Linked DNA regions of Homo sapiens: region 2 is linked to region 1. The links are chromatin loops, found by intact Hi-C in ENCODE. Cell type or tissue: heart right ventricle. All regions are shown on one strand. Each heading gives the region's core, and the rest is flanking DNA. Links, peaks and the distances in the headings are about the cores only.

Region 1 (5,330 bases), core at 1-5,000:
TTTTTACTTACATTTTTACATTTTCCAAATGTTCTGTAGTAAGCATGTAGTTTTCATAACCAAGCTTTTATAAAGCAGTCTAAGATATCTTAATTTATAAAGTTGCCTACAGTTATCTTTTTTTTTTTTTTCCTTGGGACAGGGTCTCAGCCTGTCACCCAGGCTGAAGTGCAGTCGTTGCAATCACAGTTCACTGCAGCCTCGACCTCCTGTGCTCAAGCAATCCTCCACCTCAGCCTTCTCAGTAGCTAGGACTACAGGGGTGTGCCACCACACCTGGCTAATTTTATAGTTGTCTTTTCAATCAAGAGCAGACTCAAACTCACCCCTACAACACCAATTAATTACTTAATTGCTATACAATTGCCAGTGTGTAGCACATACCAACATGAGACAATACTGCCAGTGAGCTTTCATCTACTGTTATGTTGGGTGCCATCGACAAATGCTCTTTAATACTCCTCTTTGCATATTAAGCCAATGCTATTGACCCACAGGTAGGAGGAATGCAGGTTGAGATGTTTTCCCAGTCCTCCTTAATTATTTGCATTGACTCAGCACAAACTATTTTTTTAACTGCAATAGGTCAGTGAAAAGAACCAAGCTAATGGCAGACACCAAGATGAACTTTGGCCTCATTTGTACTTTGATTTATGAAACTCAGCTGATGTGTCTATATGACTCTAAACAAAATCAAATTGCAGTTGCCAACCCAAGGGATGAATTATGCTCAAGACAGAACTGCCAAATGAAAGGAATAATTCTAATTCAGTCAGTATTGACTATGGAAGCTTCTTACATTTGCGATGTAAAATTTTGCCCCTTAAGAACTGAAAATAGTCAATTTCTAAATGAAATGAATCTAAATGAATTTAAGATTATGTTTAAACGTGTCACTGTATTTTGAGTTTTAGTAGCCTGACAGCCTGTGGTTTTGAAGTTTGTATGTTTTATTTTTCATCTCCACATTTTAACTTCTTAGTTCAAACAAACAGCATCTTTATATCTGTGTACTTACATATACATAGGTTTATTAAAAAAATAAAGTAGAGTAACAATTCCTGAAGTGTGGTTGTAATTTCTACTTCCTTTCTGTAATGCAACTTATGTTTCGAAGCCCCTGTGAGATATAAGACAAAATTTTTCTTTACATTATTATGTAATTTATAAGTGACAACAATGGAAAAACCACAGCCACTTTTAGTCCTTACACTGCGGGGAGGAAAGCTCCAATAGCTTCTGGCTATTTTTCAATTCTTAGTTTTACGAGGCAGGGATAATTTTTTTACTATATACTATTAATAACAGATTTTTTTTTTGAGACGGAGTCTAGCTCTGTCGCCAGGCTGGAGTTCAGTGACGCGATCTCGTCTCACTGCAGCCTCCGCCTCCCCGGTTCAAGCGATTCTCCTGCCTCAGCCTCCCGAGTAGCTGGGACTACAGGCGCGCGCCACCACACCCAGCTAATTTTCGTATTTTTAGTAGAGATGGGGTTTCACCATGTTGGCCAGGATGGTCTCGATCTCTTGACCTTGTGATCCGCCCGCCTCGGCCTCCCAAAGTGTTGGGATTACAGGCTTGAGCCACTGCGCCCGGCCACTAACAGATTTTATATCATGATGTCTTCTCGCCAGTCTTAAGATGAAAAAGCAAAATACGAAACAAGTAAAACCTCTCATCTGTCCTAACCGTTTTCTCCACCCTCAATACAGCTTCTTGGGAAGGCTGGTTTCTGCTGGACAGGGGAAAAACACCTCGGCTTGAATTCTGTCAAGGTCACGACTCCCCAGATCAACCAAGGACTTTAGAGACCGGCCTAGCGACGGTCACTCGACAGGTGACAACGCCCAGCTCGAGCCTCCGGCAAGAGGCGAGCGCCACCTCGCTCAGGGCTTCAGTTTTCCCGTCTGTGCAATGGGACCATCTGTCCCTCTCCGCTTCCCCAGGGGAGGCTGTGAGGGCTAAAGGTGTCGGCAGTCACATCTCTCAAACGAATTTGGGGCCGCAGAGTTCCTTTCAGGGTGTCTGGAACTGCCAAATCGCCCCTGTCCCTCCCACTCCTTAAGAGGACCCCTCACCGCCTCGGTGCCACCGTGACGCCTCAGCCATGGCGGACCTGCACTACACCGCCCGTTCGTTCGCCTGAGGCCGCGGCGCTTGCGCGCTAGTCTTGCGGCGCGCGCTGCCCGGCTCTGACGCCTGCGCGAGCCCCCAGCTCCTCCAGGGCGGCGAGCTACTCGACAAGTCGTCAGCGCGGCTGCGCCGCAGGAGCCCGGGAGGCCTTTCGCCCGAGGCGGGCTGCGGGCTGCTGGGGTCTGGTGCGGAGGGCCAACTTCTGGGAATAACCTGGCTGTGGGCTTAAAAATCGTAGTCATTCATTATCACGGGCTTCTCTCTCTCGAATACCTTTAACATTTATCGCCTTGTTAGTCTCCACATCCACCTCCGTGAAAGGTAGGTATTTTTGTCCTCATTTTAGGCCTGAAGAAACCGAGAAGCTGAGAAATGAAGTAATTCACTGGAAGTTGGGGCCAAGTCTTGGATGCCCAAGCCCAAATTCCTAACCGTGACCCTACGCTGCTGCTGCTGCTGCTACTTGCAGAAACTGGTTATTAACCGAGAGCTGTTGCTGGAAGTAGCTTCCACTCCCCTGCCCCCGTGATGTAAAAATAGATGAAAAACTCTGCAGTGATTATGTGAAAGGTCAGGCCGACACAGGAGTCCTGGGGCCCAGACCCACATCTGACCCAGAAGCTTTGCAAAGATGAGAAGGTTGGTAAACCAGCTATAGAAAAGGCCAAACTAATTTGGCTGTAAATTAAGGCAGCCAAAAGCCCTCCAGGATGTAAGACCAGGACGGATTCTCGTGTTGATAAAAAGGAAAATAAAATGGAATCCAGTCCAAAGGCCCCAGGGAAACCTGCAAAGAAAACCACTAACCAGTTTTGAAAGTAAAAGATAAAGCCACTTTTGTTATTTCCCTGAAAGAGATGTAGACTGCTGTCGATAAATGCTGTTTTATGTGTAGATAAAAAGCAAAACGGCCACACAGTAGTGAGGGTCAAAAACTACCATCGATGAGAGGAACAGGAGAGGCCTCGCAAAAGGCTGACAGCCAGTGAACTAGAAGCCCGAGAGGAAAAAAAGCTTTAGAATAGTTTTAACAAAAGGATTTGGGCTTTCCTGTACTGGGACTCTCAGCTGTTCACAAAATTATGCTTTCTAAAGTAACAGATTATCTGAAATTGAAATTATTAGAGGAAAAACACCCATATATAGGTAATCAAATTTACATAATTTTTTTTTTTTTAGAGATGGAGTCTCGCTATATTTCCCAGTCTGGCCTCAAACTCCTGATCTTAAGGGATCCCCAGCTCAACCTCTCCCAGCAGCTGGGACTACCGGGCTGTCAAATTTACATTAACTATGAGAATTAAGCAGGTAATCTCTAGAGACTATTCTTATTCCTTTGAGCATAACAGACTGAAAAATCCTGAAGAATTAGAAACCTGTTTGGTTAAAACAAAATCACAAATTCAGTAGATTCAGTCATGATTTAAGTTCTTGTGATTGCCTTTGAAGTGCAAACCATGGCAAGTCTAGCTTAGTTTCTAGAGGAATTGGCTGAGCTGTAAGTGAGCTTCACACTGTTCTAGAATATAACATTGCTCTTTTGGAACTTGTTATTCATAGGTTTTGCTGAGTGGAGTTTTATTTTACAGATCTAGACTTTTGTGAAGAGGAGACAGTCCGTTTTAAATATTTGAATTTTATTTTCTTTTGACATACAACTGTGGAACACTCAGATAATCTATACCATGTTAGTATTCCTACAAGAGAAAACGGGTAAAACAGTATTTAGAAAGCAGTACCAGTAAACGTTATTACAAGCATTAGATGTGTTTAAAAAGTTGATACTAATTTATAACCTGTAATTGTTAAATGTGCATGACTTAAATGTTAAAATCCTGTATTTTAAGATAGTCTTCTGCAGTTACAAATCCATATACCCAGATTTCCTGTAGGCTTCACAAATCGGAGGGGTACATAGAATGTGCAAGAGTCAAAGGATAAATAATATTATAAATATATATTAACTATATTACCTAATTAAAACCATAATCTGTTAATACAGCTATGGATTAATTTCAAAAAAATGTAATCAAATATATTACTAATGGTGTAGTTGGCTGTTTTCCAATGTTGGTAAAGTTATTAAAGTTCTTCACTTTCATAGAGTCCAGATTGAGCTGCCAAACGCTGAAATTCTCCTTCTGGGTTAAAAGCTTGTTTTACATTCAAACCTTTCCCATTAAGTGCTAAATATTTGCTGAATGTTGGTCGAACCCGTAACTGCTTAGGAGCTGGAAGAGTTTGGTTTGGACGTGCTGAAATAGATCACATAAAAGTTGATTCAGAAAACCTGTTCTAACCAAATTGGTCACACTAGGTATTTATTATCAGACAGGAAAAGAAAAAAGAACCAAAACTGATTATATATGGGGAAAATATCTCAAATTTTATACTCTGCTGGGATTTTCATTTCTTATTAAATCTTCCTAGTTAAATCCCTTATAATACTTTGGTTAATAGTATGACATACCCGTAACGTCTAATCTTGTGTTACATGTAGTCACTCCAGCTTCATTAACTGCTGACACAGTATACCACCCAGCATCTTTCTTGTTTACATCTTTTATCAGTAAAGTAACTCTTCCAGTGTTATCTTGATATAAGCTGAAATAAAAATTTTTAAGAAATGAAAGTACAGGAATTATTTCTGTGAAGTGGATGTCTCTGACCAACAGTCAGACTAGGAAGAAAAAAACATTTGAAAATTCCAAAGCTGTATCTATTTATTGCCAAATAGCTATTGGTTTTCTTGAATTAAACATCCCCCCTTGGGTGCTGTCTCCCTCTGCTCTTCAATCTGTCCCCTGATGGTCCCTGTCATTCACTCGGGTGTGTCTGTGTTTGTATTTATGCGTATGTATAGGGGAATGGAGGGGTCCTGACCTGTTCCGTTATCTGTCTCCTACCTCCTCCTTTGTTTAATAAAGGCTGAAGCTTTTTGTAAAGAAAGAAAAGAAAAGAAAACATCCCCCTTTAATCTTGTTTATGTCATTTATTTCCTTGGGCCATCTTTCATCATCGTTGATAAAAAGATAAATCCTAGTCTACTTTATGCCTTACATTTCTGATTAGTGGAATCTGGCTTACTGAAGTTTTCTTACATTTTTATCTAATATATATTTTATTATATTATTCTTTAGTGTTTTAAAAACTAGACAAATTGAGATAAATGCATGCCATTTATAATGCATGTTAAA
Region 2 (5,383 bases), core at 278-5,277, 64 kb before region 1:
TTGAGGGCATACAGGATAACTGCAGTAAAGTAAATGTGCTTAAGAAGGCCTAGTGCTATTAAGTTTTGTCTTAGTAACACTGTTGGGTATTATTAAAATATATATTATACATAGGAATCCTGTAGCAGAAGATAACCATCACAGTTTAATGTTAGAGGCCAGGTGCTGTCAGGTGAATTAGCTCCTCCTTTGGGAATATTAGAATTCTTCTAAAGTCAGAGAACTCCATTTGGTGAGTGTTCCATGTAACATGGGGAACAGCTCCCACTTTTTCTTAATATAGCTATTTGACAGTGAGGGACAGGTCATACACCTGACATCATTTGGCTTTTAAATTAAATTTCTAAGAAAGAACTGTTCAGTTCTTGCTGTTTCTGGTTTTCCCCTACTTGAAAACTAACATTTGTAAATAAAACATCTTTTGAAAAGTTCAGAATTATATTAAATAACATCTTTAGAATTAAATTGAGTTTTAAAGAGCTTGACAATGTCCTTTCTTGCTTTGCCACTGGGTTCAGAAATTTAAATTTATATGGAAATAGAACTCTGGGCTGGGCACAGTGGCTCATGCCTGTAATCCCTGCACACTGAGAGGCTGAGATGGGAGGATCACTTGAGCCTAGCAGTTCAAGACCAGCCTGGCCAACATAGTGAGACCTCGTCTCTACCAACAACAAAAAAAAGAAAATTAGTCAGGCGTAGTGGCAAGCGCCTGTAGTCCCAGCTACTCGGGAGGCTAAGGTGGGAGGATTGCTTGAGCCTAGAAGGTCGAGGCTGCAGTGAGCCACCATCATGACACTGAATTCCAGAGCCTGGGCAGCAGAGCGAGACCTTATCTCAAAAAAAAAAAATTGAACTCTGGACTAAAAAGTGAAGCTTGAATAATTTTAAACTATAGTAGGCTTTATGAAGATTATATATATATATATATACACACACACATGTATGTGTGTGTGTGTGTGTGTATGTGTGTATGTATATATGAACCACTACATAATGATATGATTTAAGGAACACATAGCTGATATTTTGTGACTTTTTTCCCACGTGGAATCAAGAGACCCATGGTACTATTCTTTGTGTTTGTTTTATAGAGCCATTTCCTGCTTTTAAGTCTTGGCAGGAGGACTCTGAGTCTGGAGAAGCTCAGCTGTCTCCACAAGCTGGAAGAATGAATCATCACCCCTTGGAAGAGGACTGTCCTCCAGTATTATCACACCGCAGTTTAGATTTTGGTCAAAGCCAGCGTTTCCTACATGATCCAGAAAAGTTGGATTCCTCATCTAAAGCACTGTCTTTTACTAGGTATATGATTTTTATGTACTTACAAGAGGCAATTCCTATTATGTACCCAAGTCTTTTGAGAGATTTAGTCTTCCAGCCTGGGCTTCAATAGTGAAACTCCATCTCAAAAAAAAAAAAAAAAAAAGAGAGAGATTGAGTCTTCTAGACATAGAATTCAGAGCTTTCTCACTGATTTTATAGAGCACATTTTTGTAAGTTTTGGTTTTTTTTGACCCTGCTGAGTTCAGTGAGGTGTAGCGTTTGAAGTTTGCTCTCAAATAGACATTTTCTCGTGGTGTATTATTCATTTATTTATGTATTCATCGCTGAAATACAGAGCTCTGTAAAGGAAGCAGCAAATGGTGCTGAGCAGTTCCTAATCTTTTTTTATCAAAGCTTTAAATGGATCTGAATGTCAAAAACTTTGTTATGCAGTTTGAACAGTTACAAGAGCTCTGAGCTGCTAGGTATCTTTGTTTCTTTGCTGCCTTTGTCCAAACCAGTTTTAAATGATTCCAAACTGTTTTCATCACCACTTGTATTAGCTAAATTTGTGGTCTGTAACATTACAGTGTTTCTTTATACTACCTGTCCTTTAGTGTTAGGGACTTATTTTTACCTTTAAGATTTACTTATTGCTAATAGTGCCATGTCAGGGCAATAAGAGATACAGTGTTGGTACTTGAAAATTTAACAGTGTTGGCCTTTTGTTTTAATTCAGAATTCGAAGATCATCCTTTAGTTCAAAAGATGAAAAGAGAGAGGACAGAACACCTTATCAGCTGGTCAAGAAACTTCAGAAGAAAATCAGACAATTTGAGGAACAGTTTGAAAGGGAAAGAAATAGCAAGGTAGGTTTGTAGCATTCCCCAGAGTGAGCTTAATCTAATATTAGAACTGAGAGGATAGTTTTTCAAAAGCATTAGTTTAGATCTGTGTGAGAAAGGTAACAAATCTGAGATACCCGGAGGAACAGTGATCATGTAGATCTGAGATTATATAACTCCTTGGTCTCCTGACTTCCAGGCCAGTATTCTTGCCATTTGCACCGTGGCATCTTTATATTTCCACTGGCAAAGCAGCTTTTAGAATTTTTAAAGCAAATACTTTACATTGACAAATCATGTTACTGCTATTTCTGCTCTATCAAAAACTACAAGTACCAAGTGGGGAGGAGAGGGAGTTTGTGAGGGATGGAGTGGAGGAGGGGAAAGAGAATTTTAATAGTTAGAACATATGAAGTGGAAAGAGTCCTGTACTTGGAGTCAGAAGACCCATATTCAAATCTGGCTTCTGCCAGTTACGAGACCTTACCTTGGGAGAACTTGACTTAATATCCTGCCCTATCTAATTAAAATAAGATGAAATGAGAATTGAGCAGTCTTTGCTGTGGGAATTGTAAAATACTATTTGGACATAAATTAATGTAACTATTGCTTATCACAAGTGTCAGTGATTCTGCTCCATAATTTTTCAGCCCTCCTACAGTGATATTGCTGCCAATCCAAAGGTATTAAAATGGATGACAGAGCTTACAAAACTGCGGAAGCAAATTAAAGGTATATTATGTGCCATTTTGTAATATATTTGCATTTTAAAAATTTTTTTATATTAATGTCTGAGAATCACAAATACAACTTTTGATAATTTTAAATCTTGGGCACTGTTTGACAAAAATAAAAGTTACCTTTTTTTGTTTTATTAGGGTCAAAATTGCATACTGTAGTACTGTGTTATAGTACAGTACTGTAGTTCTGTATTATATTTTAAATGTCTTTTTTGTGTTTTTATTAGTAATATCTTTTTGAAAGATACCTGAGATTGTATATTAATAAGTGAACTGATGTTATAAAGTTTATCTAAAATATATTTCAGATATTAAGCAGCTTTGAGTTTTGTTGGATATTTCATTAAGATTTTTTGGTAGGTATTTTCATCTAAGACTAAGAATGTCTAATCACAGTGACTCGTTTATACCACAAAGACTAAATTGTAACTCTTGAATGATAAACTAGGCATTGCATTTCTGGGTGTCAAACCAGTATAGTAATTGTTGAAGTATATTTAGTTTGTGGATGTTTAGTGAGTATGTGTTTTAATAATTATTACTTTAAAAATTATGCAAAATAGGGGTTTATTATCTGGAGCATCACTTTGGTTTAAATTTACTCAATAAAGTTTTTATTTTTATTTTTATTTCTAATTTTTTCGAGACAGAGTCTCACTCTGTTGTCCAGGCTGGAATTCAGTGACGCCATCTCAGCTCACTGCAACCTCTGCCTCCTGGGTTCAAGTGATTCTTGTGCCTTAGCCTCCCGAGTAGCTGGGATTACAGGTGCACGCCACCAAGCCCAGCTAATTTTTGTAATTTTAGTAGGGATGGGGTTTTGCCATGTTGCCCAGGCTGGTCTCGAACTCTTGGGCTCAAGCGATCCCCCTGCCTCAGCCTCCCAAAGTGCTGGGATTATAGGTGTGAGCCACTGCACCTGGCCTATAAAAATAAAAAAATATATATTTTTTATTTTTTTGAGACAGAATCTTGCTCTGTCATCGAGGTTGAAGTGTGGTAGCATGGTCATGGCTCACTGCAGCCTTGAACTGGTGAGCTCAAGTGATCCTTCCACCTCAGCCTCAAGAGTAGCTAGGACTACAGACATGCACTGCCACACCCAGGTAATTTTTTAAAATTTTGTATAGAGTTGGGGTCTTGCTTTGTGCCTGGATTGGTCTCAAACTTCTGGCCTTCAGCAGTTCTCCCACCTCGGTCTTGCAAAGTGTGGGGATTACAAGTATGAGCCACCGTGCCCAGCCCAGTAAAGTGTTAAGTATTTCTGAGGTACTAAATACTTTGTAGACAACTAGGGATATAGCAGTGAACAAGACAGACAGAGTCCCTGCTGTCATGGAGTTTATATTCTTGTGGTTAAGATAATGTTTGCCTCTCTCTCTCTCCTTTTTTTTTTTTTTTTTTTTTTTTGTTTGAGACAGGGTTTTACTCTGTTGCCCTGGAGTGCAGTGGCACGATCTTAGCTCATTGCAGCTTCCACCTCCCGGGCTGAAGCGATCCTCCCACCTCAGCATCCCGAGTAGCTGGGACTACAGGCACATGCCACCATGCCCAGCTAATTTTTTTGTATTCTTAGTAGAGATGGCATTGCACCATGTTGCCCAGGCTGGTCTCAAAACTCCTGGGCTCAAGCCATCTGTCTGCCTTGGCCTCCCACAGTGCTGGGATTACAGGCGTGAGCCACCTCACCCGGCCAAGATAATGTCTCTTAACTCCTCTTTAGAGTATCACTTAATTTTCCCCTATACTTCTGTTAAAGATTTCCTTGTTTAATGCCAATTTCCAGTCATCAGTGAAAATTATTACCTTGATTTTATTAGTAGTTGATACCATTAAATTGTCTAGCATTGGCCTCCTAATTTTCCCATTTTCTTTCACTTTTACTGCTCTGTAGTCCGTCTGCTGCATGGTAGTCAGAATTATCTTTAAAAAAGTCATGTTAGCCTGGGTCCCAGCTACTCTGGAGGCTGAGGCAGGAGGACCACTTAGGCCTAGGAGGTCAAGGCTGCAGTGAGCCATGTTTGTGCCACTGTACTCCAGCCAGGGTGACAGGGCAAGACCCTGTCTCAAAAAGAAAAATAAATAGTCTTACTACTTTCTTTTTCAAGCCCTTCAGTGGGCTTCCACCTAGAATAAAGTCAAAACTCCTTACTGTGGTTTTCAAGGCCTTGCACAGTCTGCCCTTGGCCGATTTTATCACTTTCATCTCTTTTCTGTTCCTCAAACTTGCCAAGCTTTAGGACCTTCACACTGGCTATTGCCTCACTGGGGACAGATGCCCTTCCACTAAATCCTTTGTGCTAGACAAGCTCCTTATTCCGTATTCTACCAGGATGATACTATTCAGAGAGGTCTTCTTTGTCAATCCCGTCCAATGTAGTTGTTCCTCCACAAATTATACTCCTTTTAGCGCTGTGACTCTACCCTGTTTTACCTATAGATCATAGCATTCTTTAAAGTTATTTTACTAATCTGAGTATTTGGTTATTGTTTTCCTTCTCTGAATATATGCTCCACAAGAACAGGAACCAT

What was found. A loop is a pair of places that touch in the nucleus more often than their neighbours do. Peaks named below come from ENCODE experiments on the same cell type or tissue, not always from the same donor. Only the 100,000 strongest peaks of a DNase experiment are listed, where the experiment ranks them.
Region 2: a loop joins it to region 1, with 2.3 times the contacts of the local background. A loop is called at or near these places in 3 of 110 quality-filtered maps.

Annotation. Positions count from the first base shown.
Region 1 is chr5:137,886,271-137,891,600 of GRCh38, reverse strand. It overlaps MYOT (myotilin), which reads right to left. Exons shown (of 10, transcript NM_006790.3): 9 at 4,604-4,737; 10 at 3,750-4,388. The coding sequence ends at 4,216. PKD2L2 (polycystin 2 like 2, transient receptor potential cation channel) reads right to left here and starts at 2,144. Exons shown (of 15, transcript NM_001300921.2): 1 at 2,079-2,144; 2 at 1,019-1,120. The coding sequence starts at 2,109. It overlaps PKD2L2-DT (PKD2L2 divergent transcript), which reads left to right and starts at 2,282. Exons shown (of 4, transcript XR_948815.3): 1 at 2,282-2,454; 2 at 3,313-3,441. In heart right ventricle, for the core only: a CTCF peak has its summit at 2,236; DNase peaks (open chromatin) are centred at 2,190 and 2,670; H3K4me3 peaks cover 3,426 bases; H3K27ac peaks cover 4,619 bases.
Region 2 is chr5:137,950,088-137,955,470 of GRCh38, reverse strand. FAM13B (family with sequence similarity 13 member B) reads left to right here. Exons shown (of 24, transcript NM_001385994.1): 15 at 1,095-1,305; 16 at 2,006-2,135; 17 at 2,762-2,843. Among named protein-coding and RNA genes, the nearest start is that of PKD2L2, 63 kb to the right of the region's middle. RefSeq lists a silencer at 1,064-1,264. In heart right ventricle, for the core only: no CTCF peak of the experiment used is centred there; no DNase peak of the experiment used is centred there; H3K27ac peaks cover 2,220 bases.